Linked DNA regions of Homo sapiens: region 1 is linked to region 2. Evidence: chromatin loops called from intact Hi-C (ENCODE). Cell type or tissue: sigmoid colon. All regions are shown on one strand. Each heading gives the region's core, and the rest is flanking DNA. Links, peaks and the distances in the headings are about the cores only.

Region 1 (2,801 bases), core at 18-2,517, 250 kb after region 2:
TTCCCGCAGTCCACATCACAGCCCTCCCTGAGGCCGGCGGGGACCGCGGGGTGCCAGGCGCGGGCCTCCTCGCCCGCCCCGAGCCTCCGACTCCCAGGACGTCCTCCGGGAGCCTAGGCGCTTCCGCTCCCACCGGCGCCTCCCGAGCGGCCCGGCAAGGACCCGCCACCTCCTCCCTCCCGCAGGGCATCCCGGTTCTGCTCCGACAGCCCACCCCAAGGCCCCTCTCAGGCCAGCCCTCGCCCAGCCCGGGTCCCGCCCCGCCGACCGGGTCAACCGCACTCACCGCCCGGCGGCTCTGGGCGCGCCCGCCTGGGGCCGGCCTGGCCCTGCGGGGGACCCAGGGGCGGGGACGGGACCTGGGCACGCGGGGCGCACCCCGAGGGCGCGCAGACGCACAGGCGGGCTCGCGCCCGAGCCCCCGCACGGGCCCCCGCCAAACACGCACACGCACACGCACGCGCGGACCGGGCCGGCGGACGGGAGCGCGGGAGCGCGAGGAATCCCTGGAATGAGGCACCGGCCAACCTGAGCCGGGCTCCGCCAGGCCAGCCAGGCCACGCCCTCGGTCACGCCCCTCACGGAGCAGGTGGGGGCTGAGCCAGGTGAGCCGGGAGGGAGATAGGGGCGAGGCCTCCCGCGGCAGGGAGAGGCCGCTTTCCCTCCCCCGCCAGCTGCGCGCCCGGTGCCAGCTCGCACCTCCCGGGCCGATGCCGGCGCGCTGGGGCAGTGAGGTTTGTCGGGGCGGGCGCTCCCGAGAGGCGCCAGCGGGCAGGGCGAGTGGACATGGCGCACACTGCTGTGGACACGGCATCTCGCACGCCCCCGCCCCCGAGGCCCCGCCAGGGGACACAGCGCCGTGCAAATGTACAAACACAAACGCACATTTCGTGCGCGCCCAGGTGCCCGCCGCGCTCCCCACGCGCGCACAGTAGGTCCCTGCTCCCGGGGGACAGCGCACGGGACGCCGACGTTCACAGTCCAACCAGACCCGTCCCGCGGACCTGCTGCCCTTCCCGCCACACACACCCCGCCAAGCGCCCGGAGTTCAGCCGAACCTGCGGCACCCACGCCGCCCTCCGCTTCCCCCGGCTCGCGAGCAGCCGGATAAGGGCGCACCACCCGCCCGCGCCGGTTCGCCGTCCACACCCGCTCACCCCCGGAACGCGGCGCACCTTCCGTCCCCCGCCTCCCGGGCCCCGTCGCCCCCTCTCGGCACCCGCATGCCCGAGCCGCGCTCCCCGACGGCCGACGGCCACGCACCTGAAGGGACAGGTCACACCGGCTGCGGGAGGGGCTGCTCGGCGCCACTGCGCTCAGAACGGCCGCGGCGGTCCCGGGCGCTCCGACGCCGCTGGGTTTCCTCCCATTACAGCATGTTGCACTCCAGCGCTGCACTTCACACTCGCACACGCGCACACGCACACGCGCACAACTCCAGGCGCTCGGCGGCGTCCTTCCCCCGCCTCGCCCGGAGGAGGAAGTCCTAGTAAATCAAAACAGGCTGGGAGGGAGGGAGATCGGAGTGGAAAGAGTCCCCTTCAGCCGCTCACACACCAGTGTTTGCTGTGTTTGGCAAACTCCTGGCGTCCACAACCCGGACTGCTCTGAAATGTGCCCGGGGAGGGGCAGGGAGGAGGAGGTAAAACGTTTCTAATTGGCGCAGGTTCTTATATTACAGCAGCAGGGCAGACATGTGACCACGAAAAGAAAAGGCCTGTCTTTAATTTTTTCCTGTCTTTCTCTGGGGATTTGGTGGTGGGGGGCCGGGGGATAGAGGCCTGATACCCGCCCCCCGCCATCCCCAGCAACCCTTGCCCTGTTGTTTTCTTGTACTGCCACAATTAAGAAAACATTTGCTTAACATATCCAGCGGCTAACTTCATAAAATAAATAGAGACTGGACTTCCTCTGGTTTGCTTTAAAAGGCTTCATGTTGCTTGCCTTCTGGCTGTTCTCAAACCTCAGTCATTATTAGGAGCCCCTACCGTAAGGGCTTTCCCTGGGAGAGGGCTCTGCTGAAAGGGAATGATAACAATGAAAACAAATACCAGCTTACATTCGTGCTGGAAAAAAAAAATGCTTTGCAGTTTTCAAACTGTTTTCCCATCTGTTGCCTCATCTGATCATATCAAGGAACAGCACGGTGTCTCACTGGATCTTAGCCCCTGTTGGATATGCAAAGACAGGTATGCGTAGTTCCATGTTTCAGTGAGATTAAATGGTTTACCTAAAGCAGGTGGAGGTGTTGCCCGAAACTTGGGGCCCCTTGTGAAATGTACTCTCCTCCAGTCCATACAGGGCCTCTGGAGATGGGACAACCCAACTTACAAGTCAACCTAGGAATAGGTCCCCTGGCTTTCCTGATTCCTGGATAAATATTCACAGATTAAAGCTCGGAAGGTTCCCAGTCTTCCCAAAGGTACTCTTACATAGACTCCGTTTTAGTCCATCAGTAGTCTCGGACTAGGAAAAGAGAAATCCTGAGAAAGACTGTAAATAGGAGATTCATCCTGCCAAACTCAGACAGGGAATGAGGAAGGAATGAGGACTGCCTGGGCAGATTCCAGGAAATATGGTAAGACAGAAAAAGGGTTTTAGATTCAGACAGAATTTGAATCCAAACTCCGCCTCTATTTGTTATAGGATTTGGGGCAAGTTATCAAACCTCAGTTTTCTCATCCGTAAAACAGAGATAATGCTTCTTCGAAGAGCCGGTGTGGGGTTACAGGCTTCGCAGAGACGTTTAATGAATACTCACATCTTCCTTCTCTTCTGACTTAAATCCAGTCCAGGTGGGC
Region 2 (2,801 bases), core at 80-2,579:
CCGAGGCGTGTGGATCCAGATCGAGACCATCCTGGCTAACACGGTGAAACCCCATCTCTACTAAAAATTCAAAAATTAGCTGTGCATGGTGGTGGGCACCTGTAGTCCCAGCTACTCGGGAGGCTGAGGCAGGAGAATGGCGTGAATCCAGGAGGCAAAGCTTGCAGTGAGCCAAGATCACGCCACTGCACTCCAGCCTGGGTGACAGAGAGAGACTCTGTCTCAAAAAAAAAAAAAAATGAGCCTGTAAGTCTGGGTGCACATCTGTAATCTCAACACTTTGGGAGGCCGAAGTGGGATGATTGCTTGAGGCTAGGAGTGTGAGACCAGCCTGGGCGTGAGTGAAACCCCATGTCTACAAAAAGTTAGTAAAAAATAATAATAAAAAATAAAAATTAGCTGGGCGTGGTGGCACACACCTGTAGTCCTAGCTACTTGGAGAACTGAGGGGGAAGGATTGCTTGAACCCAGGAGGTCGTGGCTGCAGTGAGCAGTGATTGCACCACTGCACACCAACCTGGGCGACAGCGAGACCCTGCTTCAAAAAAATAAAAATAAAAAAGCCTGTAGCCCCTCTTCCTTCCCTAATATATTTGGCTTCTATAAAAATTAAAAACCCAGGGATAAGAAGAAGGGGAGAGAATTGGAAAGCCCCTGGTTAGCTTTAAGGGCCTCTCAGTGCAGCAGAACCCATGCTGGCTCTATTCATAACTTTGCTCTCTGGATCAATATTCTGAAAGTTGGTACATTCTTTTCATTTGTGTCTTTCACAGAGGGCAGTAAAATTTAGCTCTAATTATATTTAGGGCATCTGGATTCTAGTCAGCATTTTCTGGCTCCGTTTTAGAACCTAAAGTCTGCGGCTTATTCCTAATGTGGAAAATGGAATAATCCCCCAGGCATGAGAAGAACTCCAGCATTGAGGCTGCTGTTCCTCTAGCGAGAAGCTGCTGCAGACATCACAAGACTTGTTATACAAGGAAACATGATTACAGTGGATTAAAGAAACTTGCCAGGGGCTTGAAGGATTTATTGCTTTTTGAATTCTGAATGAGACATAAATATGTTTTTCCCCTCTTAATTTTGGACCCCATACGGGTAAGGTGAGAAAATTCTTCAGCAAATTCTAGAATGCTTAGCTGCTAAAGATCAGTTGGTTTTGTGTCCACGTCATATTGCAAAGGGCATGAATACTTGCTTGGCAGAGACACAAAACAGTCACTCATTTCTTTCTGTTCTGCCAAGTTAGTTACTGCCTTGTCTCCCAGTGGGAGAAAAATGTAACTCCTTGGGGACTCTTCTGGAAGGCAGCATGGTGTAATGGAAAAAGCACTGTAGTCACAGGCACGAGGCCTAGACTACAGCGTCGGTGCTTATAAGTTCCATTATTTACAACAGGTTTCTTAAACTCTGTAAGCCTTTGTGCTCTTACTGCTCTTTTCGGAAAAAGCAGTTCTCAGAGGGTTGTATGAAGGATTATAGCACCTTTATGTTCAATATCATCTATAGAAACTCAACTGTTGGATGCATTAGCATCAGAATGACAGCTTGTAGTACACTCATTTGTGTTCACAGATCTCAGAAATTTTTATGTCCTAAATGGAGGGACTTTTAAAAATAATGATGGAGCTGGGCATGGTGGCACACACCTGTAATCCCAGCACTTTGGGAGGCCGAGGCGGGCAGATCACCTGAGGTCAGGAGTTTGAGATCAGCCTGACTAACATGGTGAAACCCCATCTCTACAAATACAAAAAATTAGGTGTGGTGGCGGGCGCCTGTAATCTCAGCTGCTTTGGAGGCTGAGGCAGGAGAATCACTTGAACCCGAGAGGCAGAGGTTGCAGTGAGCTGACATCATGCCATTGCACTTCAGCCTGGGCAACAAGAGTGAAACCCCATCTCAGAAAAAAACAAAAACAAACAAAAAAAACTGATGGCTTCTTAACCCTATCACTTCTGCAGATTCTTTGGTTTCTCAGGAAGCCAAAGAGATAGCATGGGGCAGTGGTTAGTAACAACTCTGGAGTCAGACCAACCTGAGTTTAAATTCACTACTTATTAGCTGGGAAGTCTTTGAACAACTCACCTAACCTGTTGTTCTCATTTTCCTAATCCGTAAAATGGACATAAAATATTACCTCAACCGTAATTTGTTTTGTTTCGTTTTGTTTTGAGATGGAGTCTCCCTGTGTCGCCCAGGCTGCAGTGCAATGGTGCGATCTCGGCTTACTGCAACCTCCGCCCCCCAGCTTCAAGCGATTCTTCTGCCTCAGCCTCCCGAGTAGCTGGATTATAGGCATCCACCATCGTGCCTGACTAATTTTTGTATTTTTAGTAGAGGCGGGGTTTCACCATGTTCGCCAGGCTGGTCTTGAACTCCTGACCTCAGGTAATCCACCTGCCTTGGCCTCCCAGAGTGCTGGGATTACAGGCGTGAGCCAATGCGCCTGGCCCTATTTTTTTATTCCTTTGTCCTGTTTCCTATGTGGGACTTATCACCGTTTGGCATTATTATTTATTTGTGTTCTGTCTACCACCCCAGCCCCACTCAAATATAATCCCCATAAAGGCAAAGACATTATATGTCTTATTTACTGCTTTATATGTCTTGCCTAACAAAGTAACTGGTACATTATTGTTACTTAATATTTTTACCTTTGAATTTTTTTGCCAAAATAATACAGAATTAGAAAGAATTCCTCCCCCAGTGTCATGGCTAAATTTATATACAGTAGCTGACTTGGAAACTGGGCAGAGTTGTTTTGCGTTTGGAAATACTGGTGTTCTTACAGTTGAGTT

Evidence for each region. A loop is a pair of places that touch in the nucleus more often than their neighbours do. Peaks named below come from ENCODE experiments on the same cell type or tissue, not always from the same donor. Only the 100,000 strongest peaks of a DNase experiment are listed, where the experiment ranks them.
Region 1: a loop joins it to region 2, with 2.1 times the contacts of the local background. A loop is called at or near these places in 2 of 110 quality-filtered maps.

The regions. Positions count from the first base shown.
Region 1 is chr3:11,719,131-11,721,931 of GRCh38, forward strand. It overlaps a transcript of VGLL4 not described here and a transcript of TAMM41 not described here. Among named protein-coding and RNA genes, the nearest start is that of VGLL4, 77 kb to the left of the region's middle. RefSeq lists silencers at 1-847, 1,088-1,457. In sigmoid colon, for the core only: no CTCF peak of the experiment used is centred there; DNase peaks (open chromatin) are centred at 541, 1,021 and 1,551; H3K4me3 peaks cover 2,014 bases; H3K27ac peaks cover 2,339 bases.
Region 2 is chr3:11,465,221-11,468,021 of GRCh38, forward strand. The region is part of intron 20 of ATG7 (autophagy related 7); the gene reads left to right. Among named protein-coding and RNA genes, the nearest start is that of VGLL4, 180 kb to the right of the region's middle. In sigmoid colon, for the core only: no CTCF peak of the experiment used is centred there; DNase peaks (open chromatin) are centred at 931 and 1,331; H3K27ac peaks cover 188 bases.